2 separate regions of the Mus musculus genome follow, and region 1 is linked to region 2. A link is a loop called in an ENCODE intact Hi-C map of the cell type or tissue named here. Cell type or tissue: heart. All regions are shown on one strand. Each heading gives the region's core, and the rest is flanking DNA. Links, peaks and the distances in the headings are about the cores only.

Region 1 (9,425 bases), core at 1,020-9,019, 57 kb after region 2:
GATTAGCATCTACAATTCTAGATGCCTGTACTTAAATGGTAGCTTCTACATGGGTCTAGAAAGTCTCAAAAGAATGAGGCCATTCAAAGTTAGCACAATTCACTTCTCCTCTGTTCTTAAAACACAGTGAAAGAACCCTTTCAGAACTTGTTACTCACTTTGAGAAATTCCCCTGCCTAATGATAGGAATCCATGAACACACTGGCCATGGAGAAGACAAGAGAGAAGCAGTTTTCTATGCTGTGTGCTCATCTAATTAATGGGGCAGGTAATTGGCTCTTCCTTTTCACACATGTCACTTTGTTCTGATGTTTTGTTCATTTCATTTGGCTAGGCTTCCTCCTCTTTGTCACCCTCTTCAGATGGCTCACTTAGCAACCACGCAGCATCAGATACTATGGCAAAGAGGCTGGATAAATGTTTCAGGAAAGATAAAATGATGTAGAGGGGTGTTTCTAGAAATCTTCTGTGCCTGGAGCACAGCCAAGCCTGAGCTTATTTGTGTGATGGAAAAGAGGTAATTTTGATTATCAGAGACAGTGGACAGTGGAAAGAAAGCAGAGTGATAGGCTCCCATCCCTTCAGAAGGGTTACCCACTGCCTGCACTCACCATGGGGCTGCTGAAGGCAGTGTGCTTAGACAGCATGCTGGCTCTCTTTGCCTCAGCTCGACTGCCTGTGCGCCGGTGGGACTTGATACTTTGGGTCTTATGAGTCATCCAGATGCTCTGATGGCTCCCAGTGCTGCCACGGTGGGATATTGTGCCCACCTTGGACACCACTTCCTCCTCTTCTGAGTCTGCCTCTTGATACCTGGCCAGTCGCTGAGCTGTGGAGATAGGGACAAAATGTTAGACATCAATGGGGGCAGACGGAATTAATTCAGGATGTTGTAGGTTCCATGAGCCTGTGTCTCAGAGGGCACCCAATCCCCACTCTCCAATGGTAAGGTTATAGTTAGTATTTCAAGGGGATTTAAAATGTTCTCTAGCATTCTTACTAACTTGCATTCTCCATGAACTGAGTGGAACTAATAGAGAGGGAGCTGTCTACATGCACCAGTAGACCGTGAAGTGCTATAGAACAACAAGGTTCACTCTCTTGAGGTTGCACAGTCTAATCGCATGTAGCCAGGCCTGAGCCCAGCCAGTGAGGCTCTATCCAAGAGGATCTGGACTACATTCCTGAGATTGAGCCTTGGGGATTCACTGGCCAGTGAGGTCCCCATATTCACATGAGTGTCTGAAAAATGGCATGAAGAAGAGCTCATGCCACTGGTTTTTTTTTTTTTTTTGCCAGTGGCTCTGATCAAATCTTTCCAGGATTTCCAGGTTAGGATGGCTCTTCGAGACATGGGTGAGCAATAAGCAATGTATTCAGAATTACTCTTTCAAACTAAGTATTTAATCAGAAGGTCAAGTGCAGGCACAGCACTTGGTAGAAATATTAGGGCGGCCTAATATCAGGAGATTCTGATCTCCAGAGAAGTGGGTGCCCATGCCCAATGTCATCAGGCTAAGTACTTCTCCATACCAGGATGCCAAACATACCCTCTGTTCTCTGGTGACATATGGCCTAGTGTGCCTGCTGGATTGCAAGGAGGAGAAAAGCCCGGGCACATAGCTGTTGTGCCCACTTTCTGGCATTGTGAATTGAATTAACTCCAGCCTGGAGAGGAGCAACTTATACCTTCAGGCCTCCTCCTCCTCCTCTCTGAAGCTGTGGAGCCTGAAAGGAGCTACTTCTGTTGTACTGTTTGTAACTGTAGAGGCGTTGGAGAAGCCTACACATAGGCATGCAGCCAGCTACCTGTAGGTTATTAGGTCAAGAGGTGAGAGAAGAATATGCCCATAGTCTCTGTGGCTAGCTTTGGTATGTGAGCTCTGGCAAACCATGGGCTGAACTGATTGGAGATGATCTATTTCAGTCCTGGCACTTCTGCACAGCACAAAGATGCATAAAGGCTTTTATGCCTCAAATACTTAACTGTTTCCTCTGGAAGTGACAGAACCTGTTAACCTTAGCTTTGCATTTGACTTCTGTCAAATCTATGATTCTGTCCCATAAAGTCTCAGATGACAACTTTATTTTTTAATTGTGCTATTAATATTATCTTTTATTGACAAATCATAACTGAACACATTTAGAGGGTGCAGATGTTTTGTTTTGACATAGAATAAAATGTGCTATACATACACACGAAACTATTTAATATATCCATTACCTCACCCTCAGTGGATATATCAGCATTGATTGAAGGCACTGGTGTGCTAGAGATCTCAAACCTGTTCTTGCCTGTCTGAAACTGAGTCCCAGCTCTACAAGGCTTCTAAAAACACAATGCCTGGGAGTACACTTCAGTGCACAAAGCTGAGTAAGTGGGCAGGGAAAGGGGAAGCAAGAGGGTTAGAGTGTGGTAGGGACCGCGGAATGAGGTTAGGAAGGTAGACAGGGTAGATAGGCAAAGGCATGGAAAACACCACTAGCAGTTTACTTGGGGTGCACATGAAAGTGTTAAACAGTAGGTAGACTCGTCTGCTTTCTGTTATATTGTATACAAAGGAAGATAGTGCCCATCAAGATAATTCTTAGGTGCTGGGGAGATAGCTTAGTAGCTACTGATCCAGCCACTCACTGGATCCCATTCCCCACTCTATTCTCTTGGCAGTCTGTGCTTTTTTGCTTTTCTTATTGGAAAGAAGGGAACTGTGGGGCAGGGGTATGTGTGTGTGCGCGGCAGTGGGGGGGGGGTGACTCACTCAAAATTGCTATTACTCTAGAGCTATGACTGAAGTGCAGGCATCTTCATCACTGTATTTTCTCTTGGCAAGGGGCTTAAGAAGCTTGGTGATTTTGCCAGAGCCTTTCTTCAGCAAGGAGGGAGGCAGCAAAGGATAAGGAAAGGAAAGATGGGAGGCAGGGCTAGAGACTCATTTCTCTCAGCCTTGAATAGACATTGTGTTCCAAGGCTAAGAATGCATTGTAAAGTACACAGTGCCCGTCTGAGAATTTTCAGCTGATAGCTGAAAGATAAATGAGTGACAACAGAAAATCTCTCTGCCCCTCTGTGGTGCAAAGTGAAGCCACCGCAGAAACTAGCACTTCAAGGGTGTGCTGTCTGGCTGCTGTGCTTGCCTGGCAGAAAATGAGCCAAAACAGATGCATATCATTCCAGACACAGCAGCGAGCACGACAATGTCAGCTCATTCTATAAATAGTTCTGGGCTCCCAAGTGATCAAGAAAGATTTATCTTCCCTTCAGCCAGCAAACCCTGAACCTTGTGGACTGTCTCCTGCCCATGCACAATTTGGAGAGAGCAGTTCTCTAATCCAGCCCAGACTGGAGGCCTCTGTCCTCACACTCACCATTGGCATCGTGAGAATATTCTATGCCGGACACAGTGCATCTTCGAAAGACCATCTTGTTCTCAGTTAATGTGCCGGTTTTGTCCGAGAAGATGTATTTTATCTGCCCTAAGTCTTCTGTTATGTTCAGAGCTCGGCACTGCAGCTGTGAATCTGTCTCTTCATCATAGAGCTCTATATCTTGGTTAATGAAGTATACTTGGCACACTTTAACAATTTCAATGGAAACATATAAGGAAATTGGAATCAAAACCTAGAATACAAAGGCACACGGGATGAATGACTATGAGCACCAGGGAGCAGTTCTCAGTTAATACAATCAAATCAAATGACAAATGACCAAGGAAGCAGGAACTGTACTGTACCTTTAAGAGCTTAAATGGGTTGGCTTAAAGTCACTATTGGAAAAGGATTAAAAGTACTGACAAAGAGTTTAAACTAGAATAGCCTAGGCTGGTGCAATTGCAGAGCGGAAATCCACTCCTATGTCTGGAAGGATAACGATGGCCTGGAGACTAAGTTGTGCTTGAGAGGGGCTAGGAAAGGAAAGAGAGAAGAGAAGAAAACAGGCACAGTCAGAGTCCTCATGAGCAAAGTCACCTCTAACTATAGCAGCACTCTCCCTCATGTTTCCCCAGAGCCCCAGTGACAGGAGCTGTCTATTACCCAAGGATGCGCTCCACAGTCCGGGGGGGGGGGGGGGGGGGCAGCCATGGGATGAAAAGAGTTGTTTCAGAGGCTGGTTTTATGTTGCAGTACAATTTCCTGATCTTGTGCAATAGAGAGCAAATGCAAGATGGCTTGAGAAAAAAAAAAATGCAGTGTGGTTTGATCATTCAAGACCAAATTTCTGGAAATGAATGTTTATTTATAGAGCCACAACACTGACCTAATATTTATGAGCCCAGAATATCATCTTCTGACTAACTGGGTTCTCTTGGTAAATTAATTATGTTAATAAGACACCAACTATTATCCTAACTCAAGGCTAGAACAAAATTTACATTTACAAAAAAAAAAAAAACAACATAAAACAAAAAACAAAACCTAATTTGCAATGTCAAATGATACTGTTTTCCAACTGTAGGAAGGAACCACTTGTGATAAGGCGAGGCTGGACACAGCCTCTGGTTGCTCTGTCCTCACACAGGCTAGGTGTGACCATCACTGCCCCTTAGAGCTCTGGGGATGTTTTTACTCCTTAACAGACCTTTCTGGTGCTGCCATTCAGTTACAGATAGGCAGGCATGTGAATGCCTATGACTGCTACTGAATACTAATGCTAATATATGCAGCAGCACCAGAATGAATTCTGGGAGAGGGGCTCATCTGCAGAGATGCTGTGAATGAAATAGCTTGGGGTTTTGCTTGTAGCAAAGTATTCAGGTTGGCTGCCTCGATTTCGTGGAGAACTACATCAGTAGGAACACACTCATGTCAGGGAACTGGGTGAGAGGCGAATGTGGATGTCCTCCATTAGTGTACGAAAATTTCTGTAGATCTAAATATTATTCCCAGATTAAATTTATTTTTTAAAAGAGGACTCAGGATGTACCTCAGTGGTTAGAGCACTTGCCTCGCATGCGTGAGGCTAATAATAATAAATTAGTAATAATTCATAAATAGTAATAGAAAAACAGAGAAACAATGGGAAAACTCAATCCCCAAAGCGTTGATCAGTTAAAGAAAAGCAAAAGAAGAGCATGAACTGGAAAGTCACCAAAGAGCCTTCAAATAGAACAAAAAGCAACGTGGATTTGTGATTCTTCAAGATGCAGAATTGATAGAAAATTCTTTGCAAGATTTTTATGTTCTCGAGAGGAAAGTAAAGTAATTACCATATAATATTTATTACTGTTACCTGCAGAACTATTATCATTGTAAAAAATGAGTAAACTGCAGCTGTGGCTGGGGATAAAGAGCTGCCATCAGACTCGGGAACATCAAATAGTGCTTTTTTCTCTTGATAGCGCCGAACCCACAATCCATGCCCTGTGCATGTTTAAAGAGAGGCATCATTCATCTGACAGGAAAGAAAGAACGCTGCTTGGGAAAATTAAGACATTTTTTTAAAAATTGCTACTGACATTGTTATTGACATATTCGTTCTATCAGCTTTCTTTGTCATAAAAGAAAGCACCCTTCGGCAGGCAGCTGGGAAGAGTGCACACTGAGTTTTGCTCCCATCCAGAGTTTCTTAAACTGTGTATGATACTACACTTGTGATCGTGTCACTTGGGAGGCTAAGGTAGAAGGATCAAACATTCTCCCCCATCCTAGACAACATAGCAAGAACCCCCACAACTGCACTCAAGGGTTTCCTATTGATGGTGCTGAATGGCGCCACTGATCCTGATATAAAACACGGCCTGTGTGCTGGGAGAATGACTTCATCATCCAGGTGCCTAAAAAACAGAGTCACAACGGCCTGGGTAAGCACGCATTAGGACCTAAATACGGCCCATGTGGCCCCTTCTTGGGGATTCAACTTTCACATGTTACAGTTTCTAAGAAGTCAAGGGTTATGCGTGTTTCTCGCTAAACTAATTTGCACACCTCTCTGGTTACAGAAACCTTTTGGTGTTCTATGTGGCTCTGCTTTAATCATCTGACACCATGCTACACCTGTCTGGTCCATGTTGACAAGGTAGGGACAAGGTATAAATCAAGTGCTGGAGCCTCAAAACATGCTACTGAAAAGGTTCTACAATCTTTTGGTCCCCTTCCAAGACCCATATTGTTGTTTTCTCTTTTGTCATACCGCCTCATTGCTATATGTGTTCCTCTCCTGTCGCTAGCTTTCATCACTATTGCTGAATCCTCTTTCACTGGACACATTACTACGGCTATGACGGACCCATCGCCCCCATCCAAGTAGCCTTCAACTCCAAAAGGAACATTACTCTGCAAGCTCATTCACCTCAGTGTGGCCACACTGATGCTGATGCAGGCACTCCTGGAATCCAAGTAGTGAAAATGGTGTTTTGACCTTTAAGGTGCTGGGTCTAGTGGAGTCAGGATAGCCCCCAAGCTTGCCTGTAGGCTGTGCAGCAGTCTACTTCACTGAGGACTCATCTTGGGAGACTTACCAACCGCTGAAAATAGAGATATACAAACGAGGAGAAGGACACACCAGAGGACATCGCAGTTCATCTGCCTTTCAAGCTGGCTGCGCTTGTAGCGGGGCCCACTATTGTTCAGCAGGGCTTTGGTTTCATGTCCTGCAGAGGAGGATGGAGGGGTATGAAACACCAATCTCCTAAAGACAAGGAACCAGGGACTGGAGCCTACAGAGCAATTATGCTGGATTTCAGCTCTCTAAGAACCTCGGTCAAAATAGGATTCAGAATGCATTATATAACAACTGTAAAATGAACAGAAAGAAATATTCTAAAGAAAACGGAAGAACACTTCAATTGAGTTGTTATTAGAACTTTGGTTTTTGTTTTTGTTTTTCTGATACTTTTCTGTTTTCATAAATTTTAAGTTTCCAATTTCCTACAATGGGTATGTACAACTTTTAATATGAGATAGAAATTAGAAAGAAACATTGGAGAGTACGTGGCACAGTGTGGCAGTAGATGGTCTTAGGTGTAGCCTGTGCCTACCTGCGTAGATGACAATTCCAGCCACAGCCTCTGTGTTTCTGATGGTGCACCCACGAAGCAGCAAGTTTTCCTTATGCAGCCCAGCCTTCTCCCCATTGCTGTGCATGCTGTGGAAGAACACGGAGCAGGGCATGTCACATGGCTACACAAGCACTTTGTTGAAGTACCCAGAAGGCCCTGCCATGGCTGTCTGGTTGTAACTCCATAGCAGCTCTGAGGAAGCTGCTGCAAATTAGCACAGAAGTCCCAAAGCTGCTGTTTATCTACTTTGAATGGGATTAACTGGGAACTGACTACAGAAAGTGCCAATTCTGTAGTTGCAGGGCAGACCTGGGAAGCTGACAAGGACAGTCTCGCTGGGTGATAGCTGGTACATCTATCTACTCCGCCAGAAATGAGAGTGCCAGTCAGTGCCTTGGGATGTCACAAAACACACACAGCCATTGAGAAGGGATGGTATGAATTTTGACAGCAGTTTGTGTGTGTGTGTGTGTGTGTGTGTGTGTGTGTGTGTGTGTGTGTGTGAGTTTCCCTATCTTAGGTGTAAGTGTATATGCCAACAAGTGTGTATAGGTACCAACATGGAGTAGACATCTATTACCCTCCTCTATCCTTTTTTGCCTTGTTTCCTTGAGACAGGGTCTGTCGTTGAACCCAGGGCTTATCATTTTTCAGCCAAGTTGTATGGCTGGCAAATGCAGCTGTCCTTTTGTTTCTGTTCCCAGCTTCTGCTTCCTGTGCTAGTGCCACAGGTATGGATGGCCACACCTTATCTTTACATGGGTGCTGGGGATTTGAACTCAGATCCTCATGTGTACACGTTCTCTTAGTCAATGAGCCCGTTCCTCAAGCCCAATTTTGGCATCACTTTACATCTATCTTTCATAAAGTTATAAAGATATTAATATATTTAATCTGAGATATATGTAAACTATGAGCATTACAAATTGTGTCAGTGCTGTATAGAATCAAAAGTACTGTTCAAGTTTAAGCCATTGACTTTAAAACTTGTCCTCTTGGTCCAATGACCAGTGTTGTCCAACAGGGTCTACACTAGCACTATACGAGAGCAGACCCAGGAGCACAATATACAGGCTACCTTCCCATACCCACCATAGACACCCTTCTCCCCACCCTTATCAAAATGTCTCCTCTTGGCAACTCAGGTGAACCTAAAAGTCTTTCATTCCTTACAGCTCCTAGAGTGGTGCACATTAGCTGCAGAAATAAATATATTTTCAATGATGAAGAGAAACTATATAAAATCAAGACTACAATGCTTGTTGTGCTTAAGTGCATTGTAGTTCATTTAACATAATTCACCACAGTGCCAGTTCTTCTGCAGAGTATGTAGAAAGGGACACTCAAGGGACTATTAAAAAAGTCCTATGACGAAGGCTCACAGCAGGAAAACCAAGATAAAGGTTCAAAGCTGAAGCTAAGCATCAAGAGATTAGGCAGATACACACAAAGGCAGATACATATAAAGCCCTACCCCATTACTGTCCCATTACCAGATAGAAAACTGCAATGTTGTATTTCTCATGTGGATATTTCTTTAGTGACAACTAGACATGAAAAAAATTCCTTTGGGCAGCAGTGGAGAAAGAAAAGCCCACTTTTCTAGAAACAAGACGGACTCAGCAAAAATAAGAATAGTATTTCATATTCAACCTTCTCTGATATCATGTGTAACTACTGGCAGTCCTCTATATCTCTGAGCATTGCACCTGCAGATTCAACCAGCTATAGGTAGATGACACTGGGGGTGAGGAATTCTCTATAGTTAATAGGTTGATTTTATTTTTCTTGTTATTTCTTAATTTTTTCTTTTTCCAATTTTTTATTAGGTATTTTCTTCATTTACATTTCAAATGCTATCCCAAAAGTCCCCTATACCCTCCCCCCACCCTGGTCCCTTGCCCACTCACTCCCACTTCTTGGCCCTGGTGGTCCCCTGTACTGGGGCATATAAAGTTTGCAAGGCCAAGGGGCCTCTCTTCCCAATGATGGCCGACTAGGCCATCTTCTGCTACGTATGCAGCTAGAGACACAAGCTCTGGGGTACTGGTTAGTTCATATTGTTTTTCCACCTATAGGGTTGCAGACCCCTTCAGCTCCTTGAGAACTTTCTTTAGCTCTCCATTGGGGGCCCTGTGAGCATCCAGTTCTGTGTTTGCCAGGCCTCACAAGAGAAAGCTATATCAAGACTACAAGAGAAACTATATAAAAATCAAGACTACAATGCTTGTTGTGCTTTCAGCAAAATCTTGCTGGTGTATACAATAGTGTCTGCAATTGGTGGCTGATTTAGGATCAATCCCCAGGTGGGGCAGTCTCTGGATGGTCCATCCTTTCGTCTCAGCTCCAAACTTTGTCTCTGTAACTCCTTCCATGGGTGTTTTGTTCCCAATTTTAGGAAGAGGTGAAGTGTCCACACTTTGGTCTTTG
Region 2 (9,425 bases), core at 658-8,657:
AAGACTGAAGTGTGGACACTATGCCCCTCCTTAGAAGTGGGAACAAAACTCCCATGGAAGGAGTTACAGAGACAAAGTTTGGAGCTGAGACAAAAGGATGGACCATCTAGAGACTGCCATATTCAGGGATCCACCCCATAATCAGCATCCAAACACTGACACCATTGCATACACTAGCAAGATATTATCGAAAGGACCCAGATGTATCTGTCTCTTGTGAGACTATGCCGGGGCCTAGCAAACACAGAAGTGGATGCTCACAGTCAGCTAATGGATAGATCACAGGGCTCGCAATGGAGGAGCTAGAGAAAGTACTCAAGGAGCTAAAGGACCCTATAGGTATATCTGCAACCCTATAGGTGGAACAACATTATGAACTAACCAGTACCCCGGAGCTCTTGACTCTAGCTGCATATGTATCAGAAGATGGCCTAGTCGGCCATCACTGGAAAGAGAGGCCCACTGGACACGCAAATTTTATATGCCCCAGTACAGGGGAACGCCAGGGCCAAAAAGGGGGAGTGGGTGGGTAGGGGAGTGGGGGTGGGTGGGTATGGGGGACTTTTGGTATATACATTTTGGAAATGTAAATGAGCTAAATACCTAATAAAAAATGGGAAAAAAAACAGAAAAAAAAAAAGAAATATGGTCTTGATCAGTATAGTGTAGGTGGAATGATGGATATGTGTATGGGGTACCCATGGAGCACAGAAGGGAGGGACCAAAGACTTGCATCCCTCCTAGTACAAATGGGCCTGCTGTCTATGGAGGGTCAAGGAGAACTGTCATGTACCGGGAGAGCAGTCTTCGGACAGGCAATGAAGGAATTAGCCACTAGGAAAGGCAGAAGAATCTGGCCACATTTTAAAGTTGAGTCAGTAGGAGTTCAACCAGGGTAAGAGCCAAAGCCATCAGGGGAACAGAAGAGTTGAGTGGGATTCAGATGTGGGACCTATTTGCTTAGGATATTTAGATAAAATGAGAATGTGATTTCACATCAGCCATAGACGGTGCATGTGGCCACATCTAAATATCTTACTCACTTTACGTTCAATAGGGAGCTTAGATGCTTACTGATACCTTGCCATGTTGTCATCCAAATTCCTTCTGAAGTAGGCTCAGATGAATATTACATTACCTGAAGATATTCTATTCATCGAGAGCTTAAAGAAATGAAAAGGAAGTCTGGCCAGAAACTGCTGGAAAAGTAAGACATTTCCTAGCTCAGCCTTCTCCATCCTAGAGGCACTGAAACTTAAGGTCTTGTCCTGACTTGTAGACTGCTTGTCTTCCAGATTAAGGGAGGATGTTATATGAAGCATTATGAAAACCTCTTTAGATTTTAGTAGGATTTTAAAAAGATCCATGAGAAAATAAATCTGTGGTGCATATTTTATACATGGAAAAGAGCTTGAAACTGATTTTAGAAAGCAGAGAATAATACTCTAAAGACGTCTAAAGTCATCGTACTGTCTTCCTTGTTCCCACTTGCTCTGCTAAAATACCCAAAATATTCCTTCTAGAATTAACACAAGGAACATAGCCCTGTTTCAAAAGAATCTTGCCATGGCTCTGAGGTTTCCAATTCACAAAATTAATTTCTCACTGCGATTTGCAAATGGCCTGTTTTCTTTCTCTGGGTGTATTTACCCACAAATGAGAAGTATAACCACTGCCAGGCATATAACTAGCGTGTGATTCTTGTTACTTTATCTGTCTATTCACCAACTTCCAAACATTCATGTGCAGGGAAATGTTTAACAGTCATACTATGGTGAGCAGGCTGGACTAATTTCACTCTGTATAGGATTTATAATCTAAGAAGGAGAAATTTAGCTTTATAGAGTGTACTTGGTGGACCAAATGAAATAGATGCAGAGATGGCAGGGAAGAGCTCTTTCTGTGACTGACCACTATGTTGAGAAGACTGGCCTAATCACACTCATTGGGCTCCAATGTGTTTCAGCAGCCTAGACTACAAGCAAGCCCCCAGTGATGCTTAGTTATTAGGCCTATAGGGTTTCAAGCCTACGAAATGTCTTCTACAACTAAAAAGAAAAAATACCCTGTGAGTTGAGAACCTTCATCACCACATATCAGTGTGTAGTGGTTTCTACCAACATGAAGAAGAGGTGTCCATCGACTTGAATAGATACATTCCCCCCCACCCCCCCAAACTGCTAACAAATGTTTAGTGTTTCTTTCAGTTATAGATGTGGATTTTAAGCTACTCCACTTTTAACAATACTGATCGAGGTTACCTAGTTGAATCTGAATTTTATAAAAATGAACAGTATTTTAATATAAGCATGTCCCACATATAATAATTGGAACAATTTGAAATTTAAATGTAGACTGGTAATCCAATATTTTGTCTGGGAAGCCCAAGTTCTGTCTCACTGGTAGTCATCCATGTCCAATTGTATCATGGTTATTGCAATTATCTTGAAACATTGTCTGTCCAAACTTGCAACAGATAAAACCCAAAGATAGATTATTTAGCTTTTTACTGAGGTACATTTATTTCTGTACAGCAAATTTTATTTGTCTTTTAGAAGCTATTTTATTATTACAACGAAATTGGTTTCCATTGTCATATGATGTATTTAATTTCATGAACTTAGAAACACGAGTCTGAGGGACAGTGAGGGAATTCAGTGAGAAAAAGCACTAGTTGTACAAGCCTGGAGACATCAGTTAAATCCCCAGAACCCATATAAAGATAGGGGGAAAGAATGACTGTGTAAAATTGTCTTTAGACGTCTGCATGCATGTTAGGGCATGTGTACCCCACTCCTGATATAGCATACACACACAGAAACTAATGATAATACTAAAAGTAATTTTTAAGAGAAATATGAATCTAGGAAGGATCAACTCCAGCATTGCATCCAACCTTTAAGCACAGGCCTCATTGCTTCTTTCAAGTGACACTGAAGTTGGCTTTGCCATGTATTCTGCCAGAAGCTGCAGGGTCCTGCTCTAGCCCTGAAGAGTAGAATATCAGTCTTCACAGGCCGGACTTCAGCAGTGAGGGAGCAGGCCCTGTTAGCCTCAAGAGAGGGCAAGCAGTCTTGGGATATCTGTGGTAGTTCTGAAGCCTTTTGCTCTCCTGAGGTCTTCTAGGCTGCTCACGCGCAGAGCTGAGAGCTACCTTAGAAGCTGTAGTGGGTGCAGGGTGAAGTGGTATGGAAATGAGGACAAGGATAGAGACTGAGCAGCCTTGAAGAGATGTCAGAAAGGACATTTGGAAAAGACAAACAAAAACAGAAACAAAAAACAAAAAACCCAAACAAAAACTCAATTTGTTCCTTCTAAGTTGATAGGAAAATAGATACAGAGGCAAATTAGAATTATCCTAGAAATTTTTCTAGAAATTATTCTATAAAAATTGGCTACTCACACAAGGGAGTTGGTCTCTACAGGTTCTATCTACCCCGTCTCTGTGCATTTCCGCTAAAGTCATCCTGTTGGGTCCTGGGAGCCTCTTGTTTCCCTCATCTCCCACTGCTACATATTTTTATTCTATTTCCTGACCCTCTGTATCTCTCTCCCATCCCCTCCAGTACTTAATACTGACTCCCCCGCCCTTATTTCCTCCTTATGTAAACCATAATTTGTAGGGGGTTGAGAAAAACTCTCTAAGGTCTACATGTACTTCATTTCTGGGGCTCAGCATTTACATTTTTACACCCTGCAATGCTGAGTGAGCTACGAATGAAAAAAAAATTAAATGGTAATTAAAATAAATGTTAGCTATATGCATATGTATGTATATTCAAGAAAACCTGGGGAGTAAGAAATGGTATTCTTATTCAAAGAGATCTCTCTGGAGCCTCTGACTGGGACCTTCTTCTCTGGTGAGTTCCTAGCCCGCCCGAGGAGAGGGAGAAAAGAGAAAAGGGGAAGCACTGGAGGAGGGAGGAATGAATCAATACAGCTTCTGCCGCATACCAGCAGGAAAGCTGCAGACAGCAGCCCCACGTGACCAGCCCTCTGAGAAAATGAAGCCAAAAATAGCTCAGAGCCTCACACTTCATGGCTGGCAGAGGCACGATTTTTCATCCACCGTTGGGAGTGGTGTTCCAGGGGCTCTGAGCATAGCAACGAAAAAAAATCAAAGCAGCTCAGCAGCTTTGGCTTATTCTAATCTGTGCACTAGACAACAGCAAATGCTTGGGTGTTTTCTTAACTCCAACGCCCATCCACAAAATCTGTACTATGTTTGTGAGGATCACAAGATAGCCCTTGGGGACGTTTATCAGGGGAAGGATTTCTGGGGCAGGCTCCCAAAGATATTCTGCCTTGTGTGCAGAGAGTGCTGGAAAATACAAGATGCCCCTGGAGTAGGAGAAGACAGCTGTACCTTTAGATGTAGCCAAAAATCCAGCCCCCTTTTCAATACAGAAGAATATTATATTATAATCATAGATTTCTTTGAAAGCAACAAAGCAATGTATGTCATCTTAAGCAATAAATTATGATGGCTTGCTTCCAGGGCATGATTCCAGAAAAAAACCCAGAGGAGGGGATTTTGATAATCTTACAGATTCAAAAAAGTTAAAGGTTATATAGCATAAGAAACCTTCTTTTATAAAGCTACTTTAAAAGGCATAATGTAATAATGTATGCTTAGAAAATCCAGTCCACTAATAAGCTGGTAGACGCTGTGCACTTATTTGTTTGTTTGTTTATAAATAAATAGGTCCCATGAAATATGTATGTTTCCTGTTGTGCAATGGCACTATTTAATACACAGATGAAAACAAGTTTTGACAATCATAAAAAAAAAACACCCTTAATTAACCATGAAGAATACAGTTTCCTCTCTCTGGTGTTCTCAGAAGGATCCTTACTCACTCAGGGATAACAGGAAGACAATAAACACCTGAAAAATGAACAAGCAGGTGCCATGAGGAGGTAACTGCTATGGAGGACATAAAGCATGCACTCAAGGGTGCAAGGTCAGGCCTGGGAGCATTTCTAGGGAGGCTAGTTGAAGGGTTAAAGGCAGCTCTTCTAGAGCCTGAAAGCTGGAAGAATGTTGTTTTCTCTGAGAGAAGGCAGGGGCTAAAAATAGCAGGACTTTCCTCTATGAAGTTCAAGTCTGATGTGTTTCCCACTCTTGTGAGCCATAACACAGGACAGAGATTTATGACCACCTGGGCTCTAATGGGTTATTTTGAGCTTCCGAGTCAGGGCAGACACATTTGTTGCGGAGCTAATTTTATAGGGAGATAAATTCTCAGACCATCTGCCAGGGAAACATGCTTTGTGTCAGTTAGCCATGGAATGAGAAGGGGGAAGACCTGCAGGCTGATTTCCCAGCACATGCAGCTTTTCTACAGGCACTGGGGAGTGTTGGGGGAGAGGTAGCTCTGTGCCAGAAACTTCTCTGTGAAAAAGTATAAATAAGAGCCAAGATAGGTAGGGCTTCCTGAGTATCGGCACGGTACAGCTCCCTCTCTTGTGAAACAGCCATTGAGGTATAGTTAATGACAACCAGAAAGACAAAGCACTTCTAGCAGAAGGGTCTTCATTGTGCACCCCACATTCTCCTTACCTCTGAACAGCTCTGGTAACTCCTCACATCTTAGTTTGTGCAATGAGAACTCAGAACAAGGAATTGGGCTCAGCAGCTGGACGATACCTTCAGCCTCCTAAGTAAAGGTGATCATGACTCCACAGTGGACAGAGATGTGAGGCCGCAATCCTGTTTTGAAGTGCTTGCTATGCTTTCTGTGACTATTTCCAGTGAAGAGTTTATATAACATTCCCAGCAGGCTTTGATAAGGCTGCCATAGTCAGCAATCTCACAAGTAGTAAAACACTAAGATGTCCTTTCTTTGTGTTTGAATAATATGTGGATATTAGTGCTTCTCTTTGGTGTGAAGTACATTTTTCACTGGGATTCTTTACTCTTTTTCAGGCACCAGGCTAGGATGCCTTTCTACTTCATGAGATTTAGCAGTCCTAAAGTTATCTATACAGGAAGTTGCTGATGGAGATGGGCCTGACCATTTTCATTATCTTTTGCTTCAAGATTTTGCAGGAAAAAGAAGAAGTTGCCTGTTTCCTGGACAATCATTCCCCTTAGGCTTATGAAAAGAGGGTAGTGATGAGTATTGATAACCATTCTCTGGCCTGAGACACTCTGTCAAAGCTGTCAACGTAGTGTGCCTGGCCATGAGGCATCTAGTATCATGATATGCTAGATGTGCTGGGGAAGAGAAGGCTCACATTATGTTTCCTCTGGGTTTCTGGATAACAAGTCAAACCTGTCCTGTGCTCCAGGGCCTTATATTCTAAGTTGGGGGCAAGAATGACAAATCTTCCATAGTAGTAGCCACTATGGCCACCTACAACCCAGAAGATAGGAATACTAATTATTCATCCAGACCTCAAGCTTGTGTTTACATTTTGACCCAGTAAGAGAAAGAGCACAGATGATTTTGTCAGGAGGCCTCAGGTGTTTTTCATATGATATGTTTATAATAAAGAGCTGAGTTCTTCAAATTAGACAAGTAGCCAACATCCCCTCCTTTATTTTATTTATGGTGTTCCTGGTCAGGTCTTTTAAAAATCTGTAGTCCTATTTTAAAGGAATAGATGTGCTCAGTCCTAGAAATTCCTGTGGTTAAAAAAAAAAAACCAAAACATGGATTTCTGGAGGATGTTTGAGAACGCAGCCTTGCTAAAAGTTGGTAGAGATATTAAGGATGTACTAGTGAGCAGGTCTGCTTCCTTTTCCTAATCCACAAAGAGTAAAGAAAGATAAGGACCAGAAGGCACTTTAATTTGATGAACACTTGGAAGATTGTATGCTGCTTTAACCAAGAACCAAATTAACTGAAAATCCTAGTTACAATGCAAATCTAAGAGTAGCCAAAAATTTGCCGTGGCTGGAAATAGTTACTAAACTCACAGGATCCTCTATGGGTTGCCATGAACACACCACTCAGGTAATATTCTGTTTTCTTTGGCAAAGCTGGAGGTACACTGTGTACTAGTAGGGACTGGGCTCTGAAAGGAGGGTTTTATCCATTCCATCTGGTGTCTGAGCCATGCCACCAACTTTCCAGTGAAGACTTGGAGTTATGCTTCTGTTAATGGAGGCCAGAGAAAAGCTACAGCAGTATAATTGTGCTGAAAACACTTGTCACTTTCATTTTCTCAAACACTGACCTTGAGTCAGGTATAAACCAAGTTTAAATTGCTCAAAAGAGTTTTCATGCCTTAAAGTGCAAGCACAAGAAGGGATTTATTTAGTGGAAAGCATCAGGCTGACATACGAGAACTAGCTAAGCTGACATGGTAAAGGAACTGTGGCAAGCAGAGCCGCTGGAATGATCTAAATGTGTGTAATTATTGTCCATGTACCAGAAAGGTCAATATTGTGCAGGGCAGAGGGACCGCAACAGAGATCTCCATTCTGAAAAAGATCAAATGGGGACTTAGAAGAAGGCTAAAGGCCGAGATTATTTTCGTTACAGTATCCTTGAAGGGTCAAAGGCCAGCAAGAACAAAGTCCTGATCTACAAATGTACAGGCCCTTAATTGTGAGATGCTTGCCCTCAGTGTGGCTTTGCTGCAGTAGCAGGTTGCATGTTGAAGTAAAGTTTATATACCTGTCAGGAAATGGGTCTGGATAAGAGTGCTTATTTAGTAGAGATAAGAAAAGCAGGACAAAGGTGAAACTGGGTAGAGGCAGGTACACCGTATAAAAGGCTACTTACACTGTAGGCCCAATAAACCCGTGGGTTCCTTCATGGAGTCATGGGTGCAGGCCAGGTCACCTCCCAGCCAGTGAGAGCCAGAGTCCCCAGATCTCTGGGATTGCTCTTTTTTTGGAGGTTTTCACCCTGCTCCTCTCTGCACACTTCCCACTCTACCTCCCCTGGCCTGGCCTTGGACCACCTAATTTTGTTTCCAAAGGCTAGCAACTCTCTATTGTAGTAATGTCCACTGTACGCCACACATGCTTACAGTTGGTCCTATATTCCAGTGTTGAGTACAGAAGCAAGTTGTTCGTCCTCCCAATCCTGCATTTACCTTCCCTACTCACCACCTTTTTTTGTGAATTTCTGAAAAGGATCTGGCTTTATTTGTGATTATGTTTCTTTCCTCCATAAATTTAGTTTAATATATTTTGGAGCTCTGTAATTAGGGATATGTCATTCAGGACTATTAGACACCCCTAAGAGACTGAGCCCTTTACAGTGTAAACTAACTTTATGTTCTCAACTCTACTTTGTTCAATACTAGTATCACTTTTCCTACACAGATGATTTTCCAACATTCTACTTACTTGCGTCTTTATTCTTCACTGACCTGTGCATTTGTTTTTCATAAATTCATTTTTGAAATCCTTTTTATTAAACCTTTTCATTCACTTAATTTCAAATTGTTCATGTAATTGCTTTAAGAAAGTGTTTTGTTATTCCTTCCCTTCCCCTTCCTTTCATTCTCTTTTCTCTTCTCCTCTTCTCTTCTCTTCTCTTCTCTTCTCTTTACTTTTCTTCTCTTTTCTTTTTTTCTTTTCTTCTCTTTTTCTTTTCTTTTCTTTCCTTTTCTTTTCTTTTCAAAATACAGTCTCATGAGGCTCAGAATGTCCTTAAAATCATATACCTCCTGTCTCAGATTCCTAAGCTCTGGTATTACAGTCAAACCCCACCATGATTGGCCTGTTACTTCTTTTCTGCCTACCCATCCCTTGTTCCTTGACTGCTACCTTTTTAGTCAGTCTTTTATAGAGACCTATATACGTCAAACAATTGTTAGATTTTCCGTGTACATTTTCTTTTTAAAGAAGCTATACTTCTTTGTACTGTAATTAATTTTAATTTTATTGTACATCTACAATTTTCTCCTTAAGTATCAGTCCAAATATTTTACCACATGGTGACTGCTAGAGCCTTATTTTAACTTAGAAAAATGTAGTTGTGATACTACACAGTTCAATATGAAATTACAGACTACATAGAATACATATATTTATAAAAGGGGATTTGTTAGACTGGCTGACAGGCATAATGTTAAAAACTCACAAAGGATGTCTATAGATGTTAAAAAAAAATATGAGACGCCTGAGAATGAAAGGATCAGTAAGGTGACCTTAGTCTGGAACCCTCTAATGGTATGCTAGGGAGCCTGCAACCTGATGTCTATCTACGCTGGTAATGGCAGAAACTGTCTACAGTGGTAATGGTAGAAAAGTGCACCTGCTTGTGAAAGTGCGCGTCACAGCTAACTGCCCCTTCCACTTCCTTTTTATTCCAATATCAGAGGACCCATTGCTTGGTTGCCTGGTGGGGGTGCTGAATACCTAAGAAGGAAACACATGGTAGAGCTCACTTAATGAACCAAGAAGCAAAAGTAGGACCTGAGCTCCTACAGTCCCCTTCTAGGGCATGTTCCAGTGATTT

What was found. Peaks named below come from ENCODE experiments on the same cell type or tissue, not always from the same donor. Only the 100,000 strongest peaks of a DNase experiment are listed, where the experiment ranks them.
Region 1: a loop joins it to region 2, with 4 times the contacts of the local background. A loop is called at or near these places in 5 of 42 quality-filtered maps.

Annotation. Positions count from the first base shown.
Region 1 is chr7:58,782,388-58,791,812 of GRCm38, reverse strand. Atp10a (ATPase, class V, type 10A) reads right to left here. Exons shown (of 21, transcript NM_009728.2): 4 at 6,975-7,081; 5 at 6,456-6,587; 6 at 5,228-5,358; 7 at 3,367-3,619; 8 at 612-829. Among named protein-coding and RNA genes, the nearest start is that of Gm39019, 56 kb to the right of the region's middle. In heart, for the core only: no CTCF peak of the experiment used is centred there; no DNase peak of the experiment used is centred there; H3K27ac peaks cover 2,840 bases.
Region 2 is chr7:58,838,844-58,848,268 of GRCm38, reverse strand. No RefSeq gene overlaps it. Among named protein-coding and RNA genes, the nearest start is that of Gm39019, 110 kb to the right of the region's middle. In heart, for the core only: no CTCF peak of the experiment used is centred there; a DNase peak (open chromatin) is centred at 4,028; H3K4me3 peaks cover 735 bases; H3K27ac peaks cover 3,849 bases.